2 separate regions of the Homo sapiens genome follow, and region 1 is linked to region 2. Evidence: read pairs that join two places in POLR2A ChIA-PET (ENCODE). Cell type or tissue: CD4-positive, alpha-beta T cell. All regions are shown on one strand. Links, peaks and the distances in the headings refer to the core of each region. The heading gives the core; the rest is flanking DNA.

The links. Peaks named below come from ENCODE experiments on the same cell type or tissue, not always from the same donor. Only the 100,000 strongest peaks of a DNase experiment are listed, where the experiment ranks them.
Region 1: POLR2A ChIA-PET joins it to region 2 with 10 read pairs; 17 of 35 experiments call an interaction of 5 or more read pairs at or near these places.

Annotation. Positions count from the first base shown.
Region 1 is chr16:3,277,820-3,288,583 of GRCh38, reverse strand. ZNF263 (zinc finger protein 263) reads right to left here and starts at 5,093. Exons shown (of 6, transcript NM_005741.5): 1 at 4,379-5,093; 2 at 3,345-3,525; 3 at 2,830-2,903; 4 at 2,435-2,561; 5 at 14-130. The coding sequence starts at 4,765. RefSeq lists enhancers at 4,101-4,604, 5,315-5,504, 5,615-6,120 and a silencer at 4,785-4,944. In CD4-positive, alpha-beta T cell, for the core only: no CTCF peak of the experiment used is centred there; DNase peaks (open chromatin) are centred at 5,153 and 5,673; H3K4me3 peaks cover 2,706 bases; H3K27ac peaks cover 1,712 bases.
Region 2 is chr16:3,426,286-3,437,049 of GRCh38, reverse strand. ZNF597 (zinc finger protein 597) reads left to right here. Exons shown (of 4, transcript NM_152457.3): 4 at 1-4,636. The coding sequence ends at 626. Among named protein-coding and RNA genes, the nearest start is that of ZNF597, 12 kb to the left of the region's middle. RefSeq lists a silencer at 4,852-4,901 and enhancers at 5,162-5,331, 5,098-5,599. In CD4-positive, alpha-beta T cell, for the core only: no CTCF peak of the experiment used is centred there; a DNase peak (open chromatin) is centred at 5,049; H3K4me3 peaks cover 608 bases.

The DNA.
Region 1 (10,764 bases), core at 920-8,919, 150 kb after region 2:
CTTCATTCCTTACCTGGAGCTGGGCCTCTGGGGCTCAGGCCCTCCTTGCAGCTCTGGACACTGGGATCCCATAGCTTTCCTCCTTGTCCCACCTGGGTGCCTGGGACCTCCTGACTGGGAATGTGAGACTCTGTTCACAATGAAAGAAACAGATTTCTGTACTGCCACTTTCCTCTACCAGGGTAGGGAAACAGTCTTGTTCCCTGCCCTCAGTGGATAAATACAGAATGCTCCATAAATCTGACAGCAGTTACTTGGAATATACACAAACTGTTCCCAGTGGATACCTCTAGAGAAAGAAATTAGGGGAGGGAGACTTTTTTTTTTTTTTTGAGACAGAGTCTCACTCTGTCGCCCAGGCTGGAGTGCAGTGGCACGATCTCCGCTCACTGCAACCTCTGCCTCCTAGGTTCAAGCGATTCTCCTGCCTCAGCCTCCCAAGTAGCTGGGATTACAGGCGTGCACCACCACACCCGGCTAATTTTTGTATTTTTAGTAGAGATGGAGTTTCACCATGTTGGCCAGGCTGGTCTCGAACTCCTGACTTCAAGTGATCTGCCTGCCTCGGCCTCCCAAAGTGCTGGGATTACAGGTGTGAGCCACTGCGCCCGGCCAATTTTTTTTTTTTTTAAATATTCATGGTACTTGGAATGTTTTTTTTTGCAATGAGAATGTACACTACTGTAATTGAAATAACTATAAAATGAACATGGTCAGTTCCTTGAATAATCCATTTAATATCATAAAAGGGCCTTGTCTCTACATATAAATACAAAATAGAACTAAATTTGACCGGACAACTCCAGGGAAAGAAAATATAACATAATAGACAATCAGAAAAGGACCCAGGGCTCTAAGAGGACCATGAGATTAAAACCCACAAGTGCCATTTCTATGCTGTGCCAAAAAGAAAAACAAAAACCTCCACCTCCAGCAAACATGGACTCCAACAGAAGTTTAATTCCAACAAGCTGTAATCTGATCTTTTCCTATTTAGCATCTCTCACTAAAAGGGCCATGTTCAACTTTGGACATCACAGCAGTGAAAAGTAATATGGAAACTGGTACAGTGGCACACTTCCTGACTAAGGCAGGAAGACTGCTTGAGCCCAGAAGTTCCAGAGCAGCCTGGGCAACAGAGTGAGACTCACTTCAAAAAAAAAAAAAAAAAAAAAAAAGGCCGGGTGTGGTGGCTCACACCTGTAATTCCAGCACTTTGGGAGGCGGGTGGATCACCTGAGGTCGGGAATTCAAGATGAGCCTGACCTACATGGAGAAATCCTGTCTCTACTAAAAATACAAAAAATTAGCCGGGTGTGGTGGCGCATGCCTGTAATCCCAGCTACTCTGGAGGCTGAGGCAGGAGAATCACTTGAACCCGGGAGGCAGAGGTTGCAGTGAGCAAGATTGCGTTTGCAGAATTAGTGTCAACAAATGTACAGTTGTGATACTTTTTAGGCAAACCTGATATATGGAAACAATGTGCGGTGTGTCTTGTTTGTTTTGAAACAGAGTCTCACTCTGTCACCTGGTTGAGGTGCAGTGGCATCATCATAGCTCACTGCAGCCTTGACCTACTGGGCTCAGGTGATTCTCCCCTCAGCCTCCTGAGTAACTGGGACTACCACCACCACACCAGTGAGTCTTTCTACTGGTGTGTTTCAACATAGGTATAATCATAATGTACACACAGTCTTGTTTTATGTTAAGACTTCCCCAACTTTTTATTAAAAGAATTCTCATACATACAGAAAAGTTGAGGGAATTGTACAATAAATACAAGCATATCCTCCACCTAAATCCAACTATATGTCAGTCTGTCATATTCCGTAGGCATAATTTTAAAACTCTGAGTACAGTACAAGACATAGGTAAATCTTAATTTATGATATGGCCTACTTTGGAGCTATACATTGTTTCCAAATTTCCACAAGACCCTCCCCACTTTCTGAATTTTTATGGGCTGTGAGAGATGATAGGCTGGAATGTTGATCCTACTACCCCTGAAATTTTTGTCTTTGGGGACGAGCCTAGAAACACTAACGGAACACAGGAAACACTGGCGAGCTCATAAGAATAAGCATCTGAAAATTGCAAGGAATCAACCATTTAGAGCCCCCCAGCATCCTGGAATACTGCATGTGTGTGATGCTGGCAGGTTGTCACCGCATTGGGTTTGCTCTGCCCTAGGAAGTGCACATGGCTCAGACTCGCCTTAGGCTCTGGCAGCTGGGACTCCAGTCCCGGGCTGCCTGTGCCAACTGTACCACTTGGCAGATACATGACTCTCGTACAGGGGACTTTAGACAAAGGGAAGTCTCCTGTGGAGGCTTCTTGGCAAAACTCAGAGTCTGTGTCCAGGAGGTGAATGAATAACGGGCAGGACCCTGGTCAGAAATGGCGCAGTCATCATCCCTGGAAAAGAAGTCCTTACCCAGTGAGTCCACATTCTCATAACTCTCCTGCACCGTGTCCCTGGAGAGGGCCCTCTTACTAGGATCCTGATGCCCCCACTCCTCCTGGGAGATGTACATTGCCACGTCCTCTAAGCTCTCAGGCAACTGAAACAGCACAAGATCTCCTTTAGCCCCTGATGCACCAAGAACAATTCAAGCAGAGTCATGGGTTAAAGGGGCAAAATCCAGGGATGCCAAGCACATGTCAGGGGGGAAGAAGGGTATCAGGCCTCCAAGTGAGGTGTGAAATAGACAAAGCAGTGGGGGAGACGCTGTGGTAAGGGACAAAGGACCTTCCACATGGAGAACCCCCACCCCCAACACTCAGGGGAGGAAGGGTGCTGGGGGGAGACAATGGAAACTTCCACATCACCTGGGGCCCAGTCATCTCCTTGTCTTCCATGTTCCCTTCAGGAGGAAAAAGAGAAAGCCAGGGAGCAGATAATGCTGAAGGTGACAGAAATTATAATGAGAATGGCATTCCTAACTCTTGGCAACCCAAGGATTATTAAAACACAGTATCCATTCCCCAACACCCAGCCTCTGCTTTTGGGAATGACGCTAAACTGCACAGAGGCCTAATCAGCTGATATCCAAAATGACAGGGTGAGAGGGAAGGAGTACCAAGAGTAGCACTCCAAACCCTGCGTCATTCAAGTGGTTCTAAATCGCCTCTGTTCTGCATAAAAAAGGGCTCTACTGAGACTCCCTTCCCTTCCCCCAGCCCCAGGAGAACCCACACCACCAACTGCAGGTCTTTCATTCCACAGGTGAGAACCTGATCTTCAGAAATTCCTTCTCCTTCGCATCATTGCTACATCCAGCTAGTGTCGGGGGCAACCCCCAAGCCCCTCCTCCCTCCCACCTGCCCAGATAACTGTGCCTCACCCCTCTCCTTTACAGCCTGGGGGTCCCTTTGGGGGCTGGGGCCTAGCAGCTCCTGCAGCCTGGGGCCAGGGCTTCGCTCAGTCTCCATTGGCTCCAGCTTGAAGCTCGGTGACTCTCGTGCTGTTTCCAGAGGCAAAGGCTCCTCCAAAAGCACTTCTGTTCCCCGCCCATGGTTTGTGACCTGGGAACCAACCCACATCACTCATCATCACAACAGGGCCCAAGAGGAAGGGAAATTAGTATAGGATACTGAGAGCAAACCTTCAACAGAGAACCTCAGGCGATCCCTTTGGGCCCAGGTAACAGAAAAATGGTTTACACTAAAGGCTTTTTTGATCCCATGTGCAGGGGGAGGGGTTAGGGAAAGGGCCCACTCCCAGAGCACACCTTCCCCACACAGCTCTTAAGATACACCTCACTCCCTTTTGCTCTCCCCACCTTTTCTAGGTGCTTCTATTCCTCACTATAGGATAGGCTAAATTGGGGTAGCCCTGGGGACCAATGACCTCAGGGCCTCGGTGCCAAATTATCTTTCAAAGTTCACAATTAACGGAGGCCCAGCTTTGCAGAGAAGACCAGACCGTGGACCCTAACATAACAACAGGTAACAAGTACTAAGCACTCATAAGCTAGTAGTGTTCACAACTTTACATGCTGCTCTCCCTCTAAGCCCTAGAAAGTATGTTAATATCCTCATTTTACGAATAGGAAAACAGGCCGAAAGAGATCAAGTAACTTGCCAAAGTAACAAAGCTAGTACTAGCAGATTGAGGATTTGAACGCTGGCGATCTAACTCCATGGCTAACACTAACTGTTGCAGGGACACCGCCTCCGCGTGGAAACAGGGCACTCTTCACTGCTTTCGTTCATTTGGGGGAAAATCTGGAGGATGAGTGTTCCAGGTTAAATCACAAGTCCTCTTCCCCACGTAAGGTCTACTCAGGGCAATTTACTTGAATTCGACCGGGGGCGCAATGTCCCAGTGCTCAGGGCTAAACAAACCACAGATAAAACAGCTCTCTCTCTCTCTCACCTGTTGTCTCAGTCTCCCAAGCTCTCTCTGCATATCCTCCACAAGGGTCACCGCTTCTTCGCCGCTCTCCGGATGCAGCTCCTGCACCCTGCTCTGGATCTCCTGGGGCAGGATGGTCAGGAACTGCTCTAACACCAGCAGCTCCAAGATCTGCTCCTTCGTGCGCATCTCAGGCCGAAGCCACCCATGGCAAAGCTCTTGGAGCCGGCTGAGGGCTTCCCGGGGACCAGCTGCCTCTTGGAAGCGGAACCGTCTGAAGCGCAAGTGGGAGGCCTCGGGGCTCGGTCCTGGGTCAGGTGGGGGCAGCTCCTGGCTCCAGGCGCAGTCCTCCTCCAGCTTCACTATCAGGAGCCCTTCCCGTTCCTGGGAGCCCGGGCCCGACGCCATCGTCAGGTCTCCAGAGCGCCTTAGCCCGAAACCAGCCGTGCCCGCCTACGAAGGCGCCCTGAACCCATGTAAGGTTGGACGGCGCCAGCAGGAGCCCGGGGCCGGGGGCTCCCAGTCCAGGCCGAGGAGCCCCGCTCCAGCCCAGGCGCGGCCGGCTCCGGCGCCTAGGCCTCAGTCGGTCCCAGGCGCCGCCACGCCGGCCCCGTGGCCCATCTGCGCCAGGACTTCCCCGAGGCAGGAACCGAGCGCCACGCTTCTCACCCTATATAGAGGACCCACGCAAGACTCAGACCTCTGCTCCCACGCCGGAAATCTCAGCGCGCAAGTTAGGCGTCCACAAGCCCACGGCGCCTGCTCGTGACCAATTTCCGGGTCACGTTTTGCGAACTCCAGCGCCCATTAGGTCAGGTTTCTCCACACACTCACCGCCTACCAATGAGAAGGGAAGATTGGCCTACGGGGACTGGATGAGCGAGGGACCAATTGGAGACGAGAGGCGGGGCCACGGGGCGCGCCCTGAAATTCTGGGAGTGACTGGGGGCAGGGCAGCTGGATCCAAGCGAAGAAAACAAGCCTGAGGTCGTTGTGACTGGCGGGCAACCTGGGTTAGAATTACTCCGGAGCGCTTGGGAAAACGCAGATCCCAGGGCCACGCGCTCTCCAGTGCGTCAGTGTCGGGGTGAGACCCGGAAATCTGAATTGTTAATCAGCTTCCCCGGATGAATCCTTTCCCAAGCCAGGCCCCACCCGCTTCGGCTACTCTGGGCTGGCTGAAGATGGTCCCATTGGCCCCTGCGGCCTCGTCGGCTCCGGAAGCCAGGGGCTCCTCGGCATGTCGGGGAGGCCAGGGAGCTAGCCGCCCGCCCAGTCAGTGGCGCCGCGTGGCCTGCTGCGCGGGGCCTGCTGGGAGATGCAGTCCGCGGCGCGGCCTCGCGACTGCGCGTGCGCCCTGGGCGAGCGCCCAAGAGCCCGGCGGTTCTGAAACCCCGAGTCCCGCGGAGAACCCTGCTGGGCTTTGGGCTCGCTTCTGCGGCTGGACGTCCCAGAGGAGCGCTCGGGTCTGGGTTCGCGGCACCTGCTTCCGATTTTAGACCGAATTTTAAATCTGCCCGAGATGTGCAGCGCCTGCAGTTCATTCTCCAAGTTTCAGTCTCTTACCCAGCCCTGCAAGGGCGGGATCTGCCTCCAGCTCCGCCGTGGACTGTGATAGTTGGGGGCGAGTGGCAGGAGGGCCGCAGGGCCGATTCCCTATTGGGCGCGGTTGTGGGCTTTGTGTCGGTGAGCGGGGCTGCCCAGTTGTGAGGCGGCCCAGGTCCTCCGGGCCATGAGATCCGCAAATGGAAGCGTCCTGGGATAGAATGTGACAATCAGTTACCGTGTATTGAGCGTTTATATGCAGATCGATCCTGAAAACACGTTAGTATGAAGCAGATGCTATTAGCAGCCCCTTCCTACAGGTGGTGGCACTGAAGTCATTTACTTGGGTCACACAGCTAGTCTGTCGTCAAAGGTGAGGCTACCATGATAGTAGAGGGTAATATGGGATTAAAGGGGTTTGTGATGACTAAGTGAAAAGAGTACTGATATTTTAGTTTTTTTCTTTTTTTTTTTTTTCCGAGACGGAGTTTCGCTCTTGTTGCCCAGGCTGGAGTGCAATGGCGCAGTCTCGGCTCACTGAAACCTCCCCCTCCCGGGTTCAAGCGATTCTCCTGCCTCAGCCTCCTGAGTAGCCGGGATTACAAGCGCCCACCACCACGCCCGGCTAATTTTTGTATTTTTAGTAGAGACGGGGTTTCACCATGTTGGCCAGGCTGGTCTCAAATTCCTCACCTCGAGTGATCTGCCCGCCTTAGCCTCCCACTGTGCTGGGATTACAGGCGTGAGCCACCACGCCTGGCCTTTTTTAAAAATTTTATTCCAGGGAAGATGACAGATCCACAGGCTGTCGTGGCAGATGCAGAGCCAGCGACCCCATAGCACTCAAGGTCCAGTTTGGAAAGCCTTGTTTGCTCCCTAGGACCATTCTGGTGGTTTTAGGCATTCCTGTTCTTTTGTTTTTGAGATAGGGTCTTGCTCTGTCGCCCAGGCTGAAGTGCAATGGCACGATCATTGGACATTCCTATTTCAAGAGACATAGATTCTAGACTCATAACCAATTGCAGAAGACTCTAGCCTCAAAACCACTTTTCTCTGACATTTACTATGTAATCTCAGGCAACTTATGTAATCTCACTAAACCCCAAACTTCAGTTTCCTCATTTGTTTTGAGGGACTACTATACGCACCTCACCTCATATCACTGGGTTAGGATGAAATGAGCGGAGCTACACAGGATGCTTAGAACAGTACCTGGCACATAGTATGAATCCGATAAATAGTAGCTGTTACGCATGCACAGCAAGTTCCTGAATGTGTGCCTTATCTCAAAAAAGAAAAGCCACTCAGATTATTATTGCAGAATCTGTGGCATGGGAATGTTTGCAGAACTACACATACCTTGAGATAGGGAGAATGAGGGATTAATCATTTTCTATCTAAGGTCCTTTTGATTTTATGCTATTTATAGGTACTTAAAAGTAGATGAATTTAGGCTAGGTGCGCTGGCTCACGCCTGTAATCCCAGCACTTTGGGAAGCCAAGATAGGCGGATCACGAGGTCAGGAGATCGAGATCATCTCCTGGTTAACACGGTGAAACCTCGTCTCTACTAAAAATACAAAAAAATTAGCCGGGCATGGTGGCGCACGCCCGTATTTCCAGCTACTGGGGAGGCTAAGGCAGGAGAATCACTTGAACCTGGGAGGCAGAGGTTGCAGTGAACTGAGATTGTGCCACTGCACTCCAGCCTGGGCGACAGCAAGACTGCATCTCAAAAAATAGCAATAATAATTTAATTTTTTAAAAAAAGATGAACTTTCAGGGTTATTCAAAATCAGTGGTGGTAGTAGTCCTCCTCCAATTCTTTGTGATCTGCCAGTATGTGGAAAACAGACTAGCTGGTATTAGACTAGGAGTGGTGTTAACAGGCCAGCAGATTTGTAGGGGTTTTTTGTTGTTTTTTCGAGATGGAGTCTCGCTCTATCGCCCCGGCTGGAGTGCAGTGGTGGGATCTCAGCTCACTGCAACCTCCGCCTCCCAGGTTCAAGCGATTCTCATGCCTCAGCCTCCCGAGTAGCTGGGATTATAGGCACCACGCACCACACCCGGCTAATTTTTGTATTTTTAGTAGAGACAGAGTTTTGCCATGTTGGCCAGGCTGCTCTTGAACTCCTGACCTCAGGTGATCCGCCCACCTTGGCCTCCCAAAGTGCTGGGATTACAGGCGTGAGCCACTGCACCCGGCCAGGGCCAGGGTTCTTAAGCTGCCTCCATGTCTGGAGCAGTGCTATCCAATAGAACTTTCTGTGATGGTAGCCAATGGGCACTTAAAATGGAGTTAGTCTTGCCAAGTATTACCATACTGGCCAATGCAGTTCCAGAGGATCCATGGATGGGTTTGGAGATTTTTGTAAACCTTTTGATACTGTATGCAAAATTGGATGTGTGTGTGTGTGTGTGTGTGTGTGTGTGTGTGTGTGTGTGTGTGTATCTGTATGTTCTAGTAAGTGGGTTCATAGCTTTCATCAAGTTCTAAAAACCGCCAAAAAGACTAAGAACTGCTACTTTAGGGCTTTGGTGAAAAGTAAGTAGTGAAGAGAAGTAAGCGCCTTTGAAACCAGTACAGATTCTACTTTCTTAACACTGTAAGTCCTCAATGTCCTAGATAGGTTGGAAACTGTTATCTTAAGTGAAAGCACATTTTGTTATAAGGTTGATGACAAAAATAAATTAGTTTCATTATATGTCTTTTCCCTTTAAGTCCCAGTTTCCAAGACCCTATCAATGATGTTAAGTGAGGACTTACCGTATTAGTGATGTTAAGTGAGGACTTAACTGTGTTTTCTCATCCTCAGCTGCAGGTGACTTCGTGACTGTTGCAGAGAAAAATAAATTTGAATCTTCGACAAAGAACCCTTACCACTCCTGGTTTTAGGTCTCATGGGTACTAGACTCTGTCTCTGGGACTTCTTTCATTCCCTAACTAGCTCTTACAGATTCCTTTGTACTCAAGGGGCCAGTTATCTGTGCCTGGTTTTCAAAGTGACATTTGGTGAAATCTACAGTGTTAAGACTTTCAAGACTAGGCCACGTACTGTGGCTCACGCCTGTAATCCCAGCACTTTGGGAGGCTGAGGTGGAAGAATCACTTGAGGCCAGGATTTTGAGACCAGCCTGGGCAACATGGCAAGACCTCGTCTCTACAGAAAAAAAATTTTAAAAATTAACTGGTTGTGGTGACATGCAACTGTAGCCCCACCTATTAGGGATGCTGAGGCAGGAGGATTGCTTCAGCCCAGGAGTTTTGAGACCAGCCTGGGCAACATAGCCGTCATTTTAAATCGATGCTTTTCCTGTCTTTCATCTTAGGGTACATTCAGCCTCCGGGAGCTTCTGCCACTCTAAGCCTTTGCTACTTGCCACTCCCCCCAGCTTTGGTCTCTCCCCTCGTTTACTTGACTACAGCATTCCTTTGATCTATGACTTAGGGTTTTCTTTTTTTCTGAGACAGAGCCTTGCTCTGTCGCCCAGGCTGGAGTACAGTGGCGCAGTCAAGGCTCACTGCAGCCTCTGCCCAAGTTCCAGCGATTCTCCTGCCTCAGCCTCCCGGGTAGCTGGGATTACAGGCACACGCCACCATGCCTGGCTAATTTTTGTATTTTTAGTAGAGATGGAGTTTTGCCATGTCGGCCAGGCTGGTCTTGAACTCCTGACCTCAGGTGATCCACCCGCCTCGGCCTCCCAAAGCGCTGGATTTAGGGTTTTCTTTTACCTGTACCACATGCTCTTTGATCCTACTCCTAGCTTTGAAATCCAATCATAAACAAAATAGCAAATTTAAATGGCATTTCATTTGAAATGCATTTTATTTTTATTAATATGGAATATATTACCTTTCCTCATGAAAAGATAAAATGAGACATTTTACGCCACTTATATTTTGATTAAATGTTCTGGAGTTTAAATTTTCCTTTGGACTAACATTAACCAAACTGTCTTACTAATATTGTTTGATAATGTTAATATTTAGACATATTCCTCTATTTGCATATTAGATCACTATTTACCAACCTATTTTTTTTTTCAGACCAGTAAACTGTCAAGATGAGGAGGGAGAGGAAAGAACTTGGAAAGAGGGTGCAACCCAAACTTTTGTCAGTGAGGGGAGGCATGGCAGGACACAGGGGAGACCACACTGGAGACCATTTTACTAATTGTCTGGATTGATGGAAACACTCTTAGATATTTGTTTTGGTTAATATCAAGACAATCTACTTCTAGGCTTCAGCTAAAACAAACATGTAAAGATTGTTTTTGCTGGTTGCCAACCAAACCAGTTCAGATACTAATTCTTATTTGAAAGTCTCTTAACTGAAATTAATCCAGGACATAGTTTAACTACCACATTTACCTCTCTCTTCTCTTGGATTCAATAAGAGAATAGTTCTCAGTTTTAATATAGTCAGAATTTTAGGAAGATTAACTTGATATTTTGGTTCTTAGATAATTTTATTATCAAAATATTCAAAAAATGAGGTAAAACTAAATCAGTGCATTGACTAGCAGAATTAATTCACTCCTCTTCCCAGAGATTGGAGGAGAATAGCTTTGAATTGAGCACAAAAGGATCTTCCCCCTATTTTGTTTTTGTTCTAATGTTTGTTTATTATTTTTCCAGTATGCCTTTCGTACTCCTAGATTTTGTTCTAATGTTGAAAAACTGCCTGTTATGCTGGGCACAGTGGCTCACACCTGTAATCCTAGCACTTTGGGAGGCCGAGGCAAGAGGATTGCTTGAGCCAGGAGTTCAAGACCAGCCTGGGCAACAGAGAGAGCCCTTCTCTCTACAGAGTTTTTTTTTTTAATTATCAGGGCATGGTAGCACATGCCTGTGGTCCCAG
Region 2 (10,764 bases), core at 902-8,901:
GCAGTGCCAGCTTTCGCCAGCACTCTCATCTATCCCGACACATGAATAGCCACGTAAAGGAGAAGCCCTATACATGTAGCATATGTGGTAGAGGTTTTATGTGGCTCCCAGGATTGGCACAGCATCAGAAAAGCCACAGTGCTGAAAACACCTACGAATCTACTAACTGTGATAAACATTTTAATGAGAAACCAAATCTTGCTTTGCCTGAGGAAACATTCGTATCAGGCCCCCAGTACCAGCACACTAAGTGCATGAAGAGCTTCAGGCAGTCCTTATATCCTGCCCTTTCCGAGAAGAGCCACGACGAGGACTCTGAACGCTGCAGCGATGATGGGGACAATTTCTTCTCATTCTCAAAATTCAAGCCCTTACAGTGTCCTGACTGTGACATGACCTTTCCTTGTTTCTCTGAGCTTATTTCCCATCAGAACATTCATACAGAGGAAAGGCCCCATAAGTGCAAAACATGCGAGGAAAGTTTTGCTTTGGACTCAGAACTTGCATGCCACCAGAAGAGCCACATGCTAGCGGAACCTTTTAAATGTACCGTGTGTGGGAAAACTTTCAAGTCGAATTTGCATCTCATTACTCATAAGCGAACTCACATAAAAAACACCACGTAAAGTAAATATAACAAATTGTTATTAGTGATTGGGCTTTTCAGTATCTGTATGGTGGGAAGCAGTTACTGTATATGTCCCAGGCAATGTGCTAAGCACTTTACACACATTCCCATGTAATACTTAATTCTCAGCACAACCGTGATTTAGGCAGTATCATTTCCATTTTATAAGTAGGGATGCAAAATCCGTGTCACTAAACTAGTGAATGAACCCAGGATTTGAACTCAGTTACTGTACAACTGTGAGCCAGAAGAAGATACACAACTTTTGTTTAAATTCAATTTTCATTAAAATGAAGGCTCTTGCTAAAGTTATTTTAATTTTGTTTACGTAGTTTCTGACTTTTAGAAGGAGGAGAATTTATTTATATTTTGCCAGTTCTGCAGACATATCTAGGAAAGTAAATGCTTTTATATGTTTTATACTTTTTTTTGCTATAACTATTTGAATGTAATACTTGTATAAGATTGCTGTTCTACATGTGAATTCCCACAGGCGTTCAGAAGTTTTTTTCTGCCCTGTAAAAGTTCCCAAATGGGTAGACTAGTTTATATTTTGATGGCCATTAGTATCCGGAGTTCTCTGTCATGGTTCTGATGCCAGGGGCACATACTGGCATTTAGGACCCAATTGTTTGCAAGGAGTTTTGGAAGTCTAACTGCAGCCCTTTTCTGGAGGCTGGACTTGACTTGGGGAGGGGGAGAAGTACTTGCTCTTTTCTAAGATTTGCCTCCAAATTGCTACTGAAGCACATTACCTGTCTTACTATGAATAATTGTAATTGTTTCTCAGTGAGCATGCTAGCTACTTTAGATATATTATGTAATTTAATCTTCAGAATCTGTGACAGAGAAAAAAAATCTTTGTTTCATAAACGAGGAAACTGAAGTCCTCAGAGGGTAAAGTCAGTTCTTTGCCCAGCACACAAATCACATTGTGGTGAAACTGACATTAAGCTTGGGTTTCTCTGACTCCAAAGGCCATGCAGTCTGCAAGACTGCGGCATTTGTTGGCATTTGCACCACGTAGTAGCACTGCAGGCAGCCAGGGAAAGGGGAGCTGAGATAGGTGAGGGTGGTCCTCATGGAGGCGATTCTGTGTGCTTGCATCCTGGAACCCCTTCATTCCCTTTGTGCTGTACCCAAAGCCTGACTAACATATACAGTTACAAAGCAGCAGAAGACTCTCCAGGACTTCAGGTTTGAATTCTTGTCCCTCTAATCAGATGAGAGATTTCACACTTGGCAGAGTACAATACTGAAGGTCTTAACTGGGTTTTGGTTTTTTAAAAAACACCCATAACATTTCCTCTCCATCTCCAAAGAAAATGCATATAGAAAATTGTTAGATTTTAACCAAAATACTTGATAATATATAGATCTTTAGATATTGCTATTATAGATAAATACTGGAGCAAAATATTATTAAATGGTATGGTTATTAATGTTAAAGAACCACAGAATGTTGTAAATATAGATTCATATACAATTTCTCATTAAAGTCGATTGTATGCCTATCAGCAAAACAATATTTACATGGGTTTTGATTAGGATGGAAGAATGCTCTCATTCTATTTAAATAGACAGTATAAAAGTACAATATTTGCTAAAATTGAATTGTTGCTGGGAATTTTTGCTGGGAGAAAAGATAAAGGACTCTTGAGGACTAATTATATGGAAGGTAGCAGAAGGTGGTCCTACAGAACAGCAGATTGAGGACTAAATATACAAAAAATGCTGGCTACTCAGCTAAGCTCTTATTACTGAGTAGAGGCAGGAAGATACTGTTCAGGTGAGAGAAAAACTGAAACTAACAAAAACATCCCTAACCCAGAGAGAGTTTCTCTCTCTTTGTCATTCTTGTCTTGTTTCTTGTTTGCAGATCCACAGTTGAGACAATGTGCTGCTCTGTATGTCAAGGTCAGACTTTGGCTGTTTGTTTCTGATGTCTCCACTCTTAGGAGACAGGACACCAGCTTCCAGGTTTCTCTGAGGTGCTTTGAAATGTGTAGAAAGATAGTCTCCAGTTAGATTACTTATTAGGCAACTCTGAGATACCATGACCTTTGTTAAATAACAAGAACACCACCTCCTTGCTCTCCTGCTTCTGCCCTCAGTGGGAGAAACTGGCAGGAGCCTCATCAGCACATATCAGGGGCCCTAAGAGTTCAGTCAAAGATCTAATGAGTCACAGGATGGGGGATGAAATTGGGAAAGGTCTGGATTAGCAGAGTTGCTGCAGAAAGAAGTAGAGGGGAATATCTTAGAAGGCACTTGGACAGAATGGGGGTGATATAAAAGATGTATGCTGTCATTTTTGTTTTGGCTCCTAGAAAATATAGCAGAAAGTGAGAATTTGTGCCATACATCCTGTTCTGCACCTTAATATGGAAGTTTGCCTTTCCACACGAGTCTTCCTTCACAATTAACCTCTAATTTTTTTTTTTGCAGTTTTCTCCAGATTTTGGAAGATTACGACAAACTTCCTAAAAGATTAGAAAAAATAGCCCTTTTCAGAAACATTAACATACGTGTGGGTAGAACTAAAATGGCTTTTTGGTATAATACTGTTAATGATTAGTATGCAGAAAAAAATGAAAACCCCGGAAGTGTCAGTTACTGTGAAAGAGGCATATTTTCAGTTGTGCTTATTGTGCAGTTGTACTTAAATACATTTGCTAGATGTAATTCAAGCTGCTTTACCCCCAGGGAATTGAAGGAAAAGATATATCTGCTGGTGAGCTTCAGGCTTTTTATGATGATGGCATTTCACCCTTCTGTTTACAGTGTCAACTGATGGAGATAAATTCCATAAAATTGTCATTAACTCAGATACTAGCCTTCCATGTTAGGTGCTATTCACAAATACTGGATAAAAGTTAATATGGGAATGAAAAACTAAATGCAAGAGTTTATTGCTATGAATGATTGGTTAACTGCATTTTGCAGCATGGAAATCAACACACTATGAGAGTGAAAACTTTGTGCTGAATAAATTGACTCAGACAAATTTCTCCGTTTTTGTCGTTGATGCAGTGATGAAAATGTATATCCAACAGTTCCTTAACATGATTGCTGGAATAGTTAAACAGTCTTTTAAACAGTCGTCATTGATGAAAACAGCATTTTTCCAATGGAATTCAGATGTCAGCAGTTTACATTTTATAATTTAAGAAATTGTGGAATGTAGTTGTTTTGAATGAGGTCGACTCAGAATAGTTTTATTTAGAGCTTTGTTGCTACAGGTGGTAGTCTATTGACACCTCCTCATTTAACATAGAAAATGACTAACCCAATAATTCAGGGAGTTAAAACTCAAATGACATTTCACAGCAAATGCCATTTTGAGTCTTTGCCTCCTGAGTTTCCATATAATTAAGTGGCAATGTTCTAGTGACTGCAGCATAAGATGTCATACAATCTGAAACTGCAGAGTTTGATCAAAGTAATCTGCAATTTACTGCCTATGTGTACAAAGGGAGACATAGCAGGTTATAGTTTATATGAATAGTCTATTTTGAATGTTCATTAAACTTGTTATCCCTGTGGGATTTTAGTAGGAAAGTGTATTTGCTTTGACCATCTGTTTAACAAAATGATGTTCATTACATTAGAAGTGTATGTATTCATCTGGTTTAGTTTTGTAATTTAGAAGAGCTATTGATCTGATTCAAAGATAACCATTACCCATCTTTCCAAGGCCCATCTAAGTAGTACAGGTGTTTTGTCTTTTAAAATTGACAGTCCTCTTTGCATTAAGTCTGTAGGGGGGGAATACAATATAAATATTCTTCTGTGTAAACGTAAGAATGTGCTGTAATCTCCAGTTCCTTTGGATACCTCAGAATTCTATTTATTGTATACACTTATACTGTTTATTCAATGTTTTGGGTCTTACTCTTTTTGACGTATTCTCATCAGTCTTCACTCTAGTTTGCAAGCTCTGAAGTTATTGATTACGTCTAATGTGCAATTTGGCTTCTATTAAATGCTATTTTATGATGATGGCAATGAAGTGAACTTTTTAAAAAAAATACGTGGTTTTAGGTGGCAATCAGGTTAATTTTGAAGACTGTTAGGATTCTGGTTTAGAGACAGAGAGTGAAGGACTTCGTGCTACTTAATAAGGGAAGTAAAATCGCTTGCTCCCTGGAACTCAGCAGAAAATTCTGGGTCATTCTGGGAAGCTAGCGCTAGACCTCAATTTCCTTTCGTCTTTGCTGTACACAGAAGTACAGGGGCAAGGACCTCTGTCTTCACGGAGCAGCTACTGCCTGGCACGGGTTGCCACTTAAAGCTTGGATTCCGAGTAGCGGATGTGGTGAGTAGGACTCCCAGAAGACCTCGCGCGGCCTCAGGGAGATCCTGGGTCTCCAGCTTGGCCACCAACTGCACGGGTCAGCGGAAGTGTCAACGAGATGACTTGCGCTACAGCGGCACACTGGTGAGGAACCGGAAGCCACGAGCCGAGCCACTTCCGGTGCCCGCTTCCGGTAGCGCCTGCGCATTCCTGGGGCAAGTGGACTGTGGTGAACGGTGGAGATCCAGTGGTGGGGTTTGGCCATGTGCCTGGCCATATCCACTGCATATCGCTAGGTGATCTCCGTGTAAATCTAGCAGTACGGGTAAGAGTGTTTGCGGAGGAACTCCTCAGGTCTCTTCCTCCGCATCAGCAGGAGGGTATCATGGGTGTGACTGTCGGGCACTAACACGAATCTCCATCCCATGATTCTAGGCGTTAGGACTGGAGAAGCAGCTCCGGGCCACCGTCCCAGCTCTAATCTCACTTAGGCAATGCAGAGCTGTGGGCCTGACTACCACGTGTGTCTCTGGCTTGTTGAAATGGGCACTTTGTACATCTCACTTGTGCTGGGTAGAGTGTCTTTTCTTTAGAACCAGTACCAATCTCTTAGGCTTTTGGCATTCTCTGCAGCCAAATTCTAACATGCTTCTACTTAGCTGGAATGTACCCTCGGCTTACCTTTGGTAAATGGTATCTCCCCAGGTGAGCTTAGCCACTTCCATGGCTACAAAGACCTCATTTTAGGTCTAGCTCCAATTTCTTTTCTATGTACTCCAGATTCCTACATTCAGGTGCCTACAGGAGTCGTCTTTTAGATGTCTCTCAGGCATCAAAACACATGCCCTTAACTCATGCTTTTAGCCCCTGATCTGTTTGCCTCCAGTATGTGGGGCCACATCCATACAATTGCTCATGCTATCAACAAACACTCCCTCTTTCCTCTTGCTATGGCTTGAATATTTGTGTACCCTAAAAATTCATGTGTTGGAATTCTAACACTTAAACTGATGTTATTAGGAGGTGGGGACTTTGGCAGACCCCTCATGATTGGGATTAGTGTCCTTATAAAAGAGACTGCAGGCCGGGTGTGGTGGCTTACGTCTGTAATCCCAGTGCTTTGGGAGGCCAAGGTGTGAGAATTGCTTAAAGCCAGGAGTTCAAGACCGGCCTGGGAAACATAGCGACACGCCATCTTTTCAAAAAATTTATTTAGCCCGGTGTGGTGGCTGGTGCTTGTAGTCCTAGCTACTTGGGAGGCTGAGGCAGGAGGATTGCTTGAGCCCAGGAAGTTGAGGTTACAGTGAACTATGATTGGCCCACTGTACTCGAGCCTGTGAGGACCCAGCAAGAAGGTGCCATTGTGGAAATGGCCCTCACCAGACAATGAATCTGCCAGCACCTTGATCTGGGTTTCCTAGCCTCTAGAACTATGAGAAAAAAATTTCTGTTGTTTATAAACTACCTGGCTTATGGTAACTTTTTATAGAAGCCAGAACAGACTAAGACATCACATCCACTCAATCATCAAGTCTCATGGATTCTACCTCAAAAGTATCACCAAAACCTGAATGTTTCTGTCTCCCCTGTCCCCATCCTATCCAACAGTACTCACCTGGGTTACCTGAAAGAGCCCGCTGATGACTTTCATATCACACTTGTTCTCTGTCAACACAGCTAACACACTGCCATTTAATAAAAGAAGTATTAAAAAATGTTTGCTCCCTGAAACTCAGCAGAAAATTCCAGCATTATTGCGGGAAGACAACACTAGATGTTCATCTTTCCAGTCTTTGCTGCACAGAACTAGAGGGCCAGGTACCAGATGATTATGATGATTTCATCATCCAATTTGACACCTTCCATTGGCTTCCCATTGTCCTTAGGGACATTTAAATTTTCAACATGACCTTCCTAGTCATTACTTCCCTGCCAGTGTCAACTCCAGCTGTTCTTTTTCTCTTACCCCTCTCCAGCTACACTTTCTCTCAATTCATCAAACATACCAAGCTCTTTGAGAATTGTGCACATACTTTTCCTTTTACTTGGAACATCCCTTTCAATTCCTACATTCTTTGTTTTACCCTCCTTATAGCAATATGCTTGTAATTGAATATTAATTATGTAACTAATAAAATTTCATTGTCTCCATGGGAGGAGAGACCAGGAACATGGTAGATGCTTAAAATTATGCACTGATTGAAACTACTACGGCTCTGTCACTTTTATACCATTGGTTTCAGCTTAAAGACTGACAGAGGGCCGGGTGCAGTGGCTCATGCCTGTGATCCCAGCACTTTGGGAGGCCGAGGTGGGCAGATTACGAGGTCAGGAGTTCGAGACCAGCCTGGCCAATATGGTGAAACCCCATCTCTACTAAAAAAAATACAAAAATTAGCCGGGCATGGTGGTGCGCATCTGTAGTCGCAGCTAGTTGGGAGGCTGAGGCAGGAGAATCGCTTGAACCCAGGAGGCGGAAGTTGCAGTGAGCCGAGATTGTGCCACTGCACTCCAGCCTGGGCAACAGAGTGAGACTTTGTCAAAAAAAAAAAAAAAAAGAAAGGAGAATAGATACTGGTGCTGTCACTTACTAGTAGGCAAGAGGTGTAACAGTGTACCCAAAGAAGCTGTAAGGAGTTTAGAAAAAAACTAAGAAAGCTTCCAGGATAAATATATAATGATACCTTATAGGCTTGAAGGTAATAATTTAGCAAAGATGGCCGGTGCAGTGGCTCACACCTGTAATCCCAGCACTTTGGGAGGTCAAGGCAGGAGGATTACTTGAGGCCAGAAGTTCCAGACCAGCCTGGGCAACATAATAAGACCCATCTCTACCAAAAATTTAAAAATTAGGCCGGGCACAGTGGCTCACGCCTGTAATCCCAGCCCTTTGGGAGACCAAGGCAGGCAGATCACGGGGTCAAGAGATTGAGACCATCCTGGCCAACATGGTGAAACCCCATCTCTACTAAAAATACAAAACAAAAATAGCTGGTCATGGTGGCACGCACCTGTAGTCCCAGCTACTTGGGAGGCTGACACAGGAGAATTGCTTGAACCCAGGAGGTGGAGGTTGCAGTGAGCCAAGATCGCGCCACTGCACTCCAGCCTGGGGGACAAAGGGAGACTCTGTCTGAAAAAAAAAAAAAAAAAGCCGGGCGTAGTGGCACATGCCTGTAGTCCCAGCTACTCAGGAGGCTAAGGTGATAGGATCACTTGAGCCTGGGTGGAGGCTGTAGTGAGCTGTGATTGTTCCACCGTACTCACCCTGGGTGACAGAATGAGAACTCCCTCCCTGCCCAAAAAAAAAGTTTCATTTCACTGATTGGGCATCAACAAGATACAGAATGGGAGACTCCTGACTTTCTTTCCTTCCATGGATGCACTGAATAAGTATCTACACATGGATCAGTTCTCTCTGAGAGAAATATAGAAACTAGTTGAGACTCCCACACACTGGCAACTGATAATATATCCACATCAAAATGGATACCAACAAATTGAGACACAATGTAAACCAAAAACCTGGGCACAGTATCTTACAATTGGGAAGGAATCCCGAAATACCAGATTTTTGAAGAATGAAGGGTTGAGGCCAGACATATCGCTCCCAAACTTAAACAGTTTCCACGTGAGAGTTTGGCTCCTAAATCTTCTTATCCCGGGAATGGCAGGGTTTAGTATTTGTGAGTCCCCTGAGAAAAAAGGACATTTTATTTATTTATTTATTTATTTATTTATTTAGAGACAGAGTTTTGCTTTTTTCACCCAGGTTGTAGTGCAATGGCACAATATTGGCTTACTGCAACTTCCGCCTCCTGGGCTCAAGCGATTCTCCTGCCTTAGGCTATAGAGTAGGCGGGATTACAGGCGCACACCACCATGCCCAGCTAATTTTGTGGGGTTTTTTTTTTTTGTTTGTTTGTTTTTTTTGAGACAGAGTCTCTCTCTGTTGCCCAGGTTGGAGTGCAGTGGCGCAATCTCAACTCACTGCAACCTCTGCCTCCTGGGTTCAAGCGATTCTCCTGCCTCAGCCTCTCGAGTAGCTGGGACTACAGGCACTTGCCACCATGCCTGGCTAATTTTTTGTATTTTTAGTAGAGATGGGGTTTCACAGTGTTAGGATGGTCTCGATCTCCTGATCTTGTGATCCACCCGCCTCAGCCTCCCAAAGTGCTGGGATTACAGGTGTGAGCCACCATGCCCAGCCATAAGAGGACATTTTAAACAGGTATGTGAGCACTTTCAGCGGCTGTCCCCCAGGGTCAGTGCAGAGCAAGCAGGCAGAAATGCACCATCTGCTGGGCACCATGGCTCATGCCTGTAATCCCAGTGCTTTGAGATGCTGAGGCAGAGGATCACTTGAGGCCAGGAGTTTGAAAACAGCCTGGGGAACATACAAACACCCTGCCTCTACCAAAACAAAAAAAAATTTTTTTTAATTAGCCAGGTGTGGTGACATATGCCTATAGTCCTAGCTACTCAGGATGCTGAGGCAGGATGATCGCTTGAGCCCAAGATTCAGGGTTGCACTGAGCTATGATGGAGCCACTGCGTTACAGCCTAGGTGGCAGAGTGAGACCCTGTCTCTAAAAAAAAAGAAAAGAAACAAAAGAATTTAAAAAAGCAGTTCCACAGTCTCCCTAAAAGGGATTTATCTACACATTTTTCCCAACTGCTGCCTGAACGCTGGGCTTCTAAGTAGCCTACATCGAGTAGCTGATAGGGCTGGTAAACAATAGACCTCCAGGAGCATGAACAGGCATGTGGGAACTTCACTGTCGTTCTCCCCTCTGCCACTACTCCATTCAGAGATAAAACTAGGGGCCAGGCACGGTGGCTCACCCCTGTAATCCCAGCACTTTGGGTGGCCAAGGCAGGTGGATCAGTGGAGGTCAGGAGTTCAAGACCAGCCTGGTCAACATGGTGAAACCCTCTCTCTGTTAAAAAATACAAAAAGTTACCTGGGCATGGTTGGGGGTTGTCAGGGAGGTGCACCTGTAATCCCAGCTACTCCGGAGGCTGAGGCAGGAGAATGGCTTGAACTCAGGAGGCAGAGGTGGCAGTGAGCTGAGATTGTGCCACTCTACTTCTGCCTGGGTGACAGAGTGAGACTCTGTCTCAAAAATAAAACAACAAAACAAAAAAAAACTAGGCTTCTAGCTTCTTCCTGGACAGTGTACCCCAACTTTTACAGCTTCCACCCAAGGGACCAGCTTCTAAGCTCCTAAATCATCTGTCTCTGGGAATTGATAAGACTGCATTCACAAGTCCCCCTAGACTACAGAGAAGAAAAGTGATTTTAAAAGAGTGTTTGAGCAGTTCTAGCATCCGTTTCCCCTAACTCAGTACAAAGCGAGCAGACAAAAACACCCAGTTCCCAGTTTACCCCCAGGAAGGGGTTTGACTGCACACCTAACGTCCCAACTTTCCCAGCCGCTGTCCATGAGTCAGGCCTCTAGCCTATATCTGGGCACTGACAGGGCAGGCAATAAGTAGTCCTCTGGGAGCCTGAATGGGCATGCAGTTGCTTCCCGCAATTCCTTTTGCAGGCTCACTCTAGAGATGGAGCCAAGCCTCTGAACAATCCATCTGTCCTGGACAGTAGATGGGAGCTGCAATTGACTAGGCCCCTGGGGGTAACAACACATTAGGCAATGGGTTGAAAGAGTATGTGGTCTGAATGAGAATGCAGGCATTTGCTTGGGATTATCTCCCCAGCTTAGTACAGGGCAAGTGGGAGATCAACACCAGTTCCCAGCTTCTCCTTGAGGATAGAAGGAACTGGAACACATATAACACCCCAACTTTTCTAGCTAAATTTCAGTAACTGGCTTCA